Linked DNA regions of Homo sapiens: region 2 is linked to region 1. The links are chromatin loops, found by intact Hi-C in ENCODE. Cell type or tissue: PC-3. All regions are shown on one strand. Each heading gives the region's core, and the rest is flanking DNA. Links, peaks and the distances in the headings are about the cores only.

The links. Hi-C counts contacts between places; a loop is a spot of excess contacts. Peaks named below come from ENCODE experiments on the same cell type or tissue, not always from the same donor. Only the 100,000 strongest peaks of a DNase experiment are listed, where the experiment ranks them.
Region 2: it touches region 1 in a loop (3-fold over the local background); 1 of 110 quality-filtered maps calls a loop at or near these places.

The regions. Positions count from the first base shown.
Region 1 is chr14:36,939,447-36,945,479 of GRCh38, reverse strand. All of the region lies in intron 1 of SLC25A21 (solute carrier family 25 member 21), which reads left to right. Among named protein-coding and RNA genes, the nearest start is that of MIR4503, 9.9 kb to the left of the region's middle. In PC-3, for the core only: CTCF peaks have their summits at 2,859 and 3,062 (motif pointing right); DNase peaks (open chromatin) are centred at 2,419 and 3,099; H3K27ac peaks cover 2,398 bases.
Region 2 is chr14:36,817,271-36,823,303 of GRCh38, reverse strand. The region is part of intron 2 of SLC25A21 (solute carrier family 25 member 21); the gene reads left to right. Among named protein-coding and RNA genes, the nearest start is that of MIR4503, 130 kb to the left of the region's middle. In PC-3, for the core only: no CTCF peak of the experiment used is centred there; DNase peaks (open chromatin) are centred at 2,763 and 4,143; H3K4me3 peaks cover 355 bases; H3K27ac peaks cover 1,934 bases.

The DNA.
Region 1 (6,033 bases), core at 650-5,649:
CATCTGTCGATGAACACGGGTTGCTTCTACCTCTTGCCTCTCATGAATAGCGCTGCTGTGAATGTGGGGGTACAAATATCTCTTCAAGTCTCTGCTTTCAGTTCTTTGGGGTATATGCCCAGAAGTGGATTTTCTGGATTATATGGTTAAAATTTGTCTTACACAGGCTAAAAATGAGATGTCTCACTTGGGCACATGGTATCAACTTGTATTTCTGCCTCCATTTGTAGCAATATTCTTTACTTTTATGTCTCAGTTTCTTCATTAAGTGAAGATAACATACCTTATTTCTCAGTAGTTTGAAAGGATTATGGGGACATTTTGCTGATGGACTGGGTAACCACTTCTTCTTATCCTCACAGGTAGTCCTGAAGAACTAAAAATAATAATAATCTGAGTCAGGGGAAAGAGGTTTTTGGTTTGTTTCGGTTTTGGCTTTTGGTTGTCCTGAGAAGACTGACTAGGATGAACACTCCTAGAAAAAGGAAGAAATCAACATGATTTGGCATGTTCTCAGCAACTGTACCAGCAGTGTTATGAAAAGGTCAAAATGATGATAAACCATCATATATTTCAGTTTGAAAATTAGAATTGATTCACACAACAAAAATAAACTGTGATGGGATGAGTCAGCTTCAGGCAGTGGACCTAGCTTTAGGGCATCTCATCTTGGGTCAGTGTTTGTTTGGCTTTTGAGGTAAGGCTCATTCTACTCAATAAAATGAGAGAAGATGGGACAAACTGTGAGAAAGGGAAAAATGTGAAATTTATCTTTGTTAAGGAGGCACATATGAATTCTGTGGCTTAGAAATGCTTTACAAATGTTCATGAGTTTTCTTGTGTATTGAATAGGACATTCGTAGTCACTTGTTTATGCTTACACTGGAGCCGGCCCTTGGAGCCCCACCCTTCAGGGAGAAGACTGTGGAACAGATGTCGCTCTCCACAGCCTGTGTGGATGAGGGAGAGAGGAGATCCTCTCACTATCTGTGATGTTTCCTCCCCCAGCATGGTTTACTAAGTGTTAGTCATCTCTCAAGGCCCAGCTGCCTCCTTCAGAAAGCCTTCCTTGATACCCTATGCCCTCCACCCGCAACCTGCCAACTCCTACCGCAAGCTGAAGGCAGTTTTCTTCCTCTGGACTCCCATAACAATTTCTCAAAGCCCACTGGGACAATCACTTTTGTCTGCTACTTGTCCACATGTCTTTCCTCCCCTATTAATGGCAGGCTATGGGTTTGTCCTTGCCCGACAGTATGCTGGGCTAGGGTCCCAGGTGTCGACAGGATTCAGGATATGACCTTGACAACTGGCCAGAGGCACCTGCATTTACCTCTGGTCACTCTTCAGTACAGAGGCCAACACGGGAGCATGGCTCTGTGATGTAAATGGAGAAGGATTAGAGCAGAATTTTTATATGTATGAATTTGGGATTTCAGAGGGAATTGGGTATCCTTTTCTTGGAGTGAATTAGGCCCAATCTGTTGCCTTTTATCTCCTCTAATAAATTTAGTGGTGATAATTTTATATTTAATATAAACATCTTTTACTATGTATTTTTTCAATTAATTAATTAAACTTGTTACAGGGAAATATGTTACTAGGAGGTTTCTTAGCCAGCTTTTTAAACAAAGGCTTCTTGCTAACTGGAAGGCCCAGTTAGGTGGTATAAGACTCATACCCTGTTCTTATTTCCAAGCCTTGGCGAAACCTTCCTGACCTGACTTTGCAGTGCTCTCTCAGGTTTGGTACTGTGTAAGCTACAAAGAGCCAAGTGGAACTGTCACTGGGTTACCTGGCATTTCCCCAGACTTTCACAAGGACCGATTTACCAGGGGCAGTTCATCTTGGTCTTACATATAGCAGCAGGGCAGGGACTCAGAGGGACAGAAGCAGCCCTCCAATAGTGTGAATACTTAGAATAGTTCATTTGTGTGCTCTGAAATAAACCCCTACATGTCTAAGACATGATACAAAACAAGCCTAGGGCCAGGTGCGGTGACTTATGCCTGTAATCCCAGCACTTTTGGGAGGCCAAGGCGGGCAGATCACATGAGGCCAGGAGCTCAAGACCAGCCTGGCCAACATGGTGAAAGGGTGTCTTTACTAAAAATACAAAAATTAGCCGGGTGTGGTGGAGCGTGCCTGTAATTCTAGCTAGTCGGGAGGCTGAGGCAGGAGAATCACTTGAACCCGGGAGGCAGAGAGCTGCAGTGAGTTGAGATTGCACCACTGCACTTCAGCCTGGGTGACAGAGTGAGACTCAGTCTTAAACACAGGGACAGTGACTAAAATCTATCTCCCTATGTAGGAAAATATAATAGAATTCTTTCTTCAGCAAATCATAGAGTCTCACAATTGGGAAGACTATAGAGTTCACTTGGTGGACTTGACTGATGTGTGACTCTCTCTGGCATGTAGTAGTAATTCCGCCTTTGCTCAGATTTGCGTTTCTGACTCATTGCCTTCTAAGGCAGAAGCAGCTCTCTACTGGAACCATACCTTCCCCAGTCCCAAAAGATGGGGGTGGACTAGGGGAGGGGCTCAAATCTAAATTTACCCTCCTACTAAAAAGTGCCATGAAGGAAAAATAACTATACCTCTGCACATAATATTTTAGTTTGAAAACTCCAAATTTAGTGTATAAGTAGTATAAGTACTATTTGGTTACTTATGTCCCAAATACAGACTGAACTTCACAAACAGCCGGTCACTTGATTTCATCAAAATTCTTTGCTTGATGGAGAACAGACTAGTGTGACCAGCTTTGGCAGAACATATCAAGGGAAAAGAAAATTGCACAAGTCTTTTCACCACGTTATATTTTTCACCACAGCTGGTCTTTTTCCTCTCCACCACTTCTACCCCTCCAAATTTTCTTTCTGTCCTTGCATAAAATTAAAATCATAACATTTGGTTGCATAGTTAGGATTAATTACTCCAGATACTTTTCATTTATCTTCCTTTCAAATATGTGTGATAGAAAGCATAGATTAAAATAATTAAAATGTGTTCTCCCAACGTGCCTGAGAGCCAAGGTAGACAACTGTCCTACCGCCGTCCGCCACTAGGTGCCAGCACGGTTCTGCTCCCTGCTTAGTTCTTGTCCCAAGATAGTTCAGCGAAGCTTCCAGCTTCTTTAAGAACGTGTACCTTGCATGTATGGCATATTTTTGTGTATTTATATTGTTTCAGAAATTGGACTAGATTTAAGCAAAAATATTCTCAGGACACTTGGCTTTCTAATCGCGAAGAATTTCAGTTTCAAAAAGAATTGAAGGTATAATGAATTTAAGTCATTAGAAACAGCTAGGTGATTTTTTTTTTTAGTTCAAACTCTTAAGCTCGGTGTTAATTGTAAGAGAATGAATAATAGTCTAACTAATTGAAAATTAAACACGTGTAATAAAAATAAATATAAAGTGGTGATGGCATATTTCCGGAGTCATAAGAACAAAATTTTACCAGTTTTGTTATTTTAGGTTTAGCTTTTTACATTGATACAATTATTTCTCCTCTGATGATGTGCATGTAATTTGATGTATCATTGATTTTGCTTCATCTAATTACATGTTCTAAGTTTATTTAAAAAAAATTTATTTAAACATTTGAAAAAATGTTTATTTCAGAATATTTCAAATAAAGACACTATTTTCACACAACCTCTAAAATTATGTATTTAAGTATTTTATTGTATACTTTTCAGTTTCTGTATTTTTAATTTACTTCTTGAGATAAAAATTTGAATTTTTCAATAATTAGCAGTTAATATTTTGACCATTAATGAAGAATAGCATTTAAAATTATTCTGTGAACAAAAGTATAATTATATTTAATTTTATATATTCTAAACTACATAAGAAAGTATAATAAAAAATTCCATGCCATAATTAAATATGCATCACAGATTTTCTGTGCGGAAAATACTGTTAAAATGCAAATTAATGTGGTAAAAACATTTATTAAATGTTGAGACTTATCTGATTCAAGATTTATATCAAAATTATATAAATATAATTTGAATTTATTTGGTGTAGTTTTCTTGATAATGTAAATTAAAGCTACAATCAATGCTATTGCTACAATCACTCCTATATTTAAAAAAGTCAATGTGTAAGTCAAAATACTCTCTATACAATTTTGTGCAGCATAATCTTTGAAAATGATGGAAGCCACAAAATGTTGACTGCCTAAACTATATATTTGAGCTAATAAGAGCATGATTTCTAAAAATATGAGATGATTTTTTTCCACTGTTTTGTGATATATTATGGGATAAGATCATTGCTGTCCCTGATCACATGCATTGTAGGAAGGCCCTCTGTGTACTCCCGGAGTTTGGTTTGATACTAAATAGTGTCAATATTTTGAGTAAAGCTTGAGTAAATTTCAGGAACTTTCCGGACCTATGTAGATATAATATATACTGCATAATTCTTTTACTTCCATTCTGATGGTTTCTTTTAATCTGTAGGAGTATTTTTGTGTGAAAAAAAGAAAAAAGAAAGCAATGAAATGCTGTTTAATCTGAAACAGGTTTTTAAGTTCAGTCTCAGAAGCAAGATCAAATGACCTATCCAGTCATTCTATATCTGCAATTCCTTCACAGTACTTTTCTCCAGTTTCTCAGATCAGCCCAAATCTTGGTTGGAATACTGGATTCTGTACTTTGTCCTTTTTCAGTATCAGACAATCGTAATATGGTCAGAGTTCTATCCAACTTCAAAGATGGTCATCTGAAAGTCTGAAATTCTTTGTTGCTGTGAAGTTCAATGAAAAGATTTCAGTGTTGAATTCAACCCAGACCACAGAACGATTAAATTCTTTGTTTTTGATACGTTGCATGGTAAGATATTGTGTAATCGAGTTGCTTGCAACTTTCTGACTTATTTTATTTAGAAAAAAATGACCAGGCTATTAACTATATATGGCAATTAAAGGAAAGTGCATTGAACATCCTGGCAACACATCACTTTTTTCTGTATTTGATTTAGGCCTCTGTAAAAGGACACCCTCATGCCTTTAAAGTTAAAATACTGTCAATCCCACCATAAACTCCTATTTTTAGGAGTTTTGATTTATAATGCAACCTTTAAAAAAAATACCAACCTACATTCAGAGTAGTATATTTTTTTAAATCTTAGAGAAAATTTTATTAAAATATTGGAATAAACATAGTGTCATTTCCTTTAATTTGGAAGAAAATGAATGAAAAAGAATCAGTGGTTTCAAACACATTTTTCTTCCTTTTCAACTCCAAACTAGCTTAGTTATATGGAAAAGTAATGTATGAACAGATTAATTGAAAGGGGCTGCTGGTAGTCGTTGTTAAAGTTGACTGAGTTCAAGTCTAATGATGAAACTTTGCAATACGCAGTTTAGAATATACACGTAACATTCTTTATTAGATTCTCATTCTATAATACTTACATGAGAAAGGAGGCTTGTACATACCTAAGGTGATTTTTAAACTCTGCTCTGGTACACTGCAGACTGCTATTGACGACGAAGATCTCTTTAGCAAATATGACGTGGAGGAGAACGCTGAATGTAAAACAGATATGTGAAACAATTAGAAACCAGATCTTCTTATTTCTGTGAGTTCACATTCGCAGTGACTAAAATTGTGCATGTTTTCCATTCATTCAGTTTTGATTTTGCTCAAGTGGTTCTAATGGCGCTGATTTTTAAGTTCCTGTGTCTTCTGAATCCATTTTATCCCCTTTTAATGAGCTTAATAAAACGTAAGTAGAATGGTTTGTATGCCATTTATTTTTATATGTATTTAAATATTAAATACATTTCCCTCAAATAAACCATTGGTCTTTCTGATATAAAAAGCATTAAAAAATAAAAGGTTTCTCTCACATAGGACAGCAAGAGGAAGATTTTCAAGAAGTTGGGAGAAAGGAGAGAGGTTGGGTTCTGGGAGATTTGACAAAGCTCCAGGTAACCTGGAGATAGTATGTCACAAAGATTTAGATGGACAACAAGATTATGGGTAACAAAAAGGGGACATAAATCATGTTTATT
Region 2 (6,033 bases), core at 585-5,584, 120 kb after region 1:
GTTTATGCTTGGAGCATTTTAATTATACAGCTATGTTAATTAGCCTATTTTATTACTTGTGGTTTAACATTATTAGATTTAGGTTGTAATCTCTCATGATCATTTGCCTCTGACTTGTTAACTAGCATATTGTCATTAAAATAAATTTTAGAATTATATTGTCAGTGTAGTTAGTTATTATCCCATAAGTAATATAAACAAGTAGAAGAACTTGTGCCAGAGGGTGGAATAAACTCTCTTATCACAATTCATTTTGCAATGTCAAATTTTACATAGATTCTAAATACTAGAAATACCATATGTCTTGTAATTGTGAAAGATGTACAAAACTAGATCTATTTCACCATATTCATGAAGGATATGCAAGTAAATGTTTATTGTAGTGAAATCTGTGGTTGACAAAATGATGAACTATTTATAGGATATTTAAGTGTACTGTAAGACTGAATTGTAAAGTGTACAGACACAAAATATCAGTCTTTAAATCTCCTTGGCTTGTGAAAGGAACTGCAATTAGATGTGTCTAGGATCACAGGAAATTACTTAAAGTATATTCAGGCTATCAGGGTTGATCTGATATTTCAGAGAGATAGTATTTTTGAGGCTCTGTTAAAAAACATGTTCAAAATTACATAGCACAGAAGATTTTCCTTGTCTTTGTGGCCTTGCCAAGATGTTGTTACTTTATCTGTGGTAATTATCTAGGCTGACTGAGCACTCCAGGTTACATATTTTTTCAAATTATAAACTGTTTTATAATAACATAGAGACACTTATTGGTCTCCTTTACAGTATATAAATGTTAAGCCAATGCATAGCTCTGCCCACCTACACCTAATAAAGACATATAGATTTTAACCAGTCAAAGAACATCTTAATTTTAACCACAGGTTTCTGTGTCCTGTGGAAATGACTAAGCAACAATCAGGAAAAGTATCTATCTTTCCCTAGATTTTTAGAATAATTTGATAAGCAGCCAAATATGTATGAGTACTAATTTTGAACTTCAGTTAGTGATCACTGCTTGGGCAGAGCCAAACTCCATGACCCTGGTGGACTTGTTAGCATTATTTTGGAGTGTTAATTGATGCCAGGCCTAGAATGTGAAAGCAACAAGCAAAGGCAATGCTTAAATTGCAGGTGAACCAAGTTCCTAGAATCTCTATTTAACATGCATATTCTACCTTGTTTTATAGTTAATTACTAACATCTCCTGTCCCCTACCTTGGTTTGTTCTCTTCTATAGGGCAGGACCTGGGTGTTATTCATCTTTGGGGCCCCCAAACCCTTAACCTTGTTCCTTGTACAGTTGGGGAGCTCAGTAAATGCTGAGACAAAAATTCATGTCTGGAACTATAAACCACACCCTTCGAACATGATTAGAGGCCCTGTTGAGCTCAGTCAGTGCTAAGGCAATGTTACGTAGTTATTATTATTATTTTTGTTTTGTTTTGGTTTGGTGTTTTGTTTTGTTTTGTTTTGTTTTTGAGACAGAATCTCGCACTGTCGTCCAGGCTGGAGTGCAGTGGCACGATCTCTGCTCGCTGCAACCTCCATGTCCTGGGTTCAACTGATTCTCCTGCCTCAGCTTCCTGAGTAGCTGGGATAACAGGTGTCTGCCACCACGCCCGGCTAATTTTCGTATTTTTAGTAGAGATAGAGTTTCACCATGTTGGCCAGGCTAGTCTCGAACTCCTGACTTTAAGTAATCCGGCTGCCTTGGCCTCCCAAAGTGGTGGGATTACAGGTGCGAGCCACCACACCCAGCCAGTGTAGATTATTATTATATTTAATCTGAAGTGAAAACAAAATACCCACAGCTAAATTTTTTTAAAAACTACCATTCACATTACAAGATACTTCAACTTGGAAGAGTAAAGCTATGGACATAGAGAAATGTTAGAAGGAAGGCATCCCCCACCCCACCCTGCCCAGTACTTGCTAAAAAAAACTATCTTCAAAACCAGCAGTGTCATCTTTCCACCATCTGATGTGCTCTTTCTGGAGGGATGAGAAAGGCACAGTCCCCAGTGGTTATCTCCTGTAAGAAGGTGCTATTTCTTCTCTTGGGTGGTGATTTTTCAGAAAATGGGAAAGAAACATACATGGTGGGAATTCTTCTGAAGATGTGCTTTCTAGGGTCTTTGCCCAGAGTTGGTGAGGTCGGTGTGTACACATAAATTTCAAAACCTCAGACATGTCTTTGCATGTTTGGTCTGACTTTGGCTATGCTCAACCAACTCATAAGAAAGCAAACATACTCTGTAGGAGCAACATCTAATTTCAGTAAGAAAGGCTAATTACAGTGAATTAAAATCTTTATTTATTTAATCTTCCTACAGTTATCCTTTTAATGTGTTCTGTAATTGCAAACCTTTAGTCTGTTAATCTCTGATTCATTAGTGGGCTTCTCAAGTGTTTATTGAGGAACACGTGTAATATTCAGGTAATTACTAATAATCTTTGTTCATAGCACATTCACGGAAATCTCTGCAGGGAGTTTCGTTAGGCTCATCACCACTTATTATCAGTATACAACTTTTTCTAGCAGTCTCCCACCTCTAGAAAGGATGGAATTTGGGGGCTTTAGAATACAAAAGGCAAGGTCTATTCTCTCTTATGGCTAACAAACTCAAATATTAAGTCTGTGTGCTGCTTTCCCTCAAATCAAATTGTCCCATTTTATTGCTGAGGAAAAAGGCAGAGGGATTAAATTACAAATCTCACCAGTTTACACTGTGAGTCAGTGGCAGCACTGGAATTATAACCGGTGGCTCCCAGTCTGTGTCTCAGTTCCTCAAAATGCTTCACCTCCTTTGACACAAAGGTGGAATTATTATACAGCCTAGTGCATTGTGGCATAAACTGCCAGTGAAGGGGGAAAAAGTGGCACTTAGGGCTGGCTTTGGTGGTAAGGATCCCCTGCATTTTTATCCTAGACAAAAACAAACCTTCTTATCTCCTTTTTGATAGCTGAAATCCCTATAAGAGAGGACACATTTTGACGGATGGCACATTAAAGTAAAAGTCACAATAAGGATGAATGATGGATGTGAATGTGTTTCCAAAAGCAGAGCTGAATGGGAGAAGGCAGAAGAGAGCACAGGAACACTACTGAACTAAGAAGTGATCCAGGGGTGATGCCAGAAATGCTCTTTACCTATCTCACTGGTTTGCTTAGGGATTGGTGGCAGTGCCAAAGGGGTGGCTTGGAATGGCTTCCCACTGCCAGTCTCCATCAGTTCCCTCTCCCAAAGCACCCCAAATAATCATATGATCTAACTAAAAAGCAGAGTCGTGTGCTATGCAAATGTAGCCTCAGGACAAATCCTATCATCTACCCCAATCCAACCCTTTGCAATTCAATTACTGCATATTCATATAAAGATAGGAATATATAAGTTATATTAGGTTGGTGCAAAAGTAAGTGCGGTTTTGGCCATTAAAAGATTGGGTGTTAGGCACCATTAAAAGTAATGGCCAAAACCACGATTACTTTTGCACCAAATGTATAATATGTAAGTTATATATGTATATATACTATATATGCATATATAGTGTATAGTGTACAAATATATTTCTAAAGCCTCCACTCCCCAGAATAGACTCGTTCAGTATTTGTTAAGAAGATGATAGATGTAAAATTACTTTGGAAATAAAGGCACTGCATAAATTTGAGATTTTATAATTTTCAAACACCCTTGTCTTGAGACTTTTAAGGCAGCAAAGCCATTTTATTTCTTACAGGCATATCTTTCTTTTGGCCATATCTTCAGAAGTACTCAAACAAGTGGAAGTGGTATATCTATGCTGAGACTGAGTCACAGACTAGTTTAAAATAGAATATCACTGAGCACACAATGAAGACAGTGCGAAATGCTGCAGTCATGATTCTCAGCTAATTTAGAAAAAAAAAATGCTTCAATTAGTGCAAACATTTTTTGTCTTTAAAAAATATGCTTGTACATTTGTTTGGGAACATTGAAAAGCCCTTCCTTACCCTGTTGGCTACCACAGTAACTCACTCAGTATTGTGGCTGGTGAATGACAGGGCCTGTTTCCTCCCATTTGTTAAGTGTGTGCAGTCCTTTGGCTATGAGAACAGCGGCAGATAGGTATCTGGCTCCTTTGCAATGCAGCCTAGGGTTTGAGCCACATTCCTTTCTGTTGTGTGTGATTCTGATCGGATGTTAAGCACCAAATATGTCCCAAGTGTTACTTCATTGTCCACTCTGTCAGTGTGGCAGCAAGTTTCCATCCTAATAAAAGAAGTTACTCAGATGGATATTCCAGATGTATTTAAGCTGCTTTTATTAGGACAATGGAGAAGTCCAACCCTGTCTTCTAAATGCAATCAAGAGTGGTGTGGCTTTGCCTTTGTAATTTTACAAGGGGTTGTATTATGTAACTGGAAAATTGTCTCCCTAAGTAGAGAGAATTTGTTAGCAGAAAATGCAGCTTGGAACATGCTGATGTAAAGCTTCAATCCAAGAGAGAAACCTTTTAAGTTGCTGAAATGTAGAGCAGAGGAAGAAGGAAATTGCTGTTTTACATGATTGACCAAAATGCACTATAATTATATCAACTTGAAACAGATTCCTGAGAAGAACTGATAACTCTGTGATCAGAATAAGTCATGTGTAATGGAACAAAATACTGCAACCAAATACTGCAAGTACTTTCTCTGCAAAGCGTAGACATGATGTATGTGAGATACACAGTAGAAGAGACAACTGTTCTTGCCTTAGCCTGTGTAATGGGGCCTCTCACTGCTTTAGCATAGTTAAGAATGGAAGGGAGGCTTTACTGGGGCATTAGCAGTTACCATGCCTGCCCATCCTTTTGCATTGCTCATGCAACACAGTTTATGGACTCTGCTCCTGTGATGTTATTTTGATGTTGCCGCTCCTGGTTGTAATTAACTCAGCATCACTCATCAGACAGTCAGCTCCTAAGTGAAGCACTCCTCAAGGATTTCATGGACTGCCCTTTCTTGTTGCCTGTTCTAAAATCTGTGGGTAAAGTTTAATTGCAGATATGTAGCTCCAAGATAGTCTTTCTTTATTTCCCCTCTCCCTTTCCCTTCCATTGTCTCTGCAAAGTACTATTTCCCACCCATAAATAGCCGATCATCCCCAATAAGAGTGGTGCTAGCATCTGATACTCTGAAACACTATTTCTAAACAATAGTTTTTGTGTATGGTAATCATCTATTTGCACATCTCTTTCACTTTACTGAAAGCTTCTACAAGGCAGGGCTTTTTCTTATTTCTTTGTAAGCCCCCAAATAGTAGAGTGTATAATAAATAGTTGTATTCAAGAACTCTTATTAACTGAATGAACAATAGATTGGAAATATTATCTATTTGGTTCTACAAAGAGAAAAAGAAATTGCAACTAGTGAGTGAAGTGCCTAGACTTGTGAAATCATCATACTCTGTATACACGTTTGCACAAGCTGTCAGAAAACCCACCTGGGAATTACCTGAGCATGCAGACATCATAGGCAAAGCTGAGGTCTCTGACCACAGAAGGGAAGGAAAGGCTAAGGCTGAATATCTAGACATAGGACGTGCTTGCCTGGCCCATCTGCTGACTTGTTCACAGGCCCATCTGGAACCAGGGCCATGCAATTGTGCAATGGCCATCCTGAGGTAGCCGAAGTGCTGAGCTGAGCAGCAGAAAAGGTCAAGTGCTTTATACTGGGCTTTGACTTCAGCTCCTGTATACCTTCTACCAAACCACTTCAGGTCTCCATGCACCCTGAGCAACCAAGTGCCTGCAGCAAGCAGAGTACTGTAACATTTTCCCAAAGGAAACGGGGTAGGCGGCTGTGGTGTTCGCTTCCCCATTAGAAAGGACAGCTTTCCCTCACTGGCCATTGTTCTTGTCATCTCCCCACCTGAAATGCTTCCTCCTGATTTACTCTCTGACTCCCAGGAGGAGTCAGCTCAGATCCTTCTCTTCCCTGAAACCCTTGCTGAACTTCTGCAGAAAGCAGTAATTGCTCCCCTCGTGAACACCTGGACGACC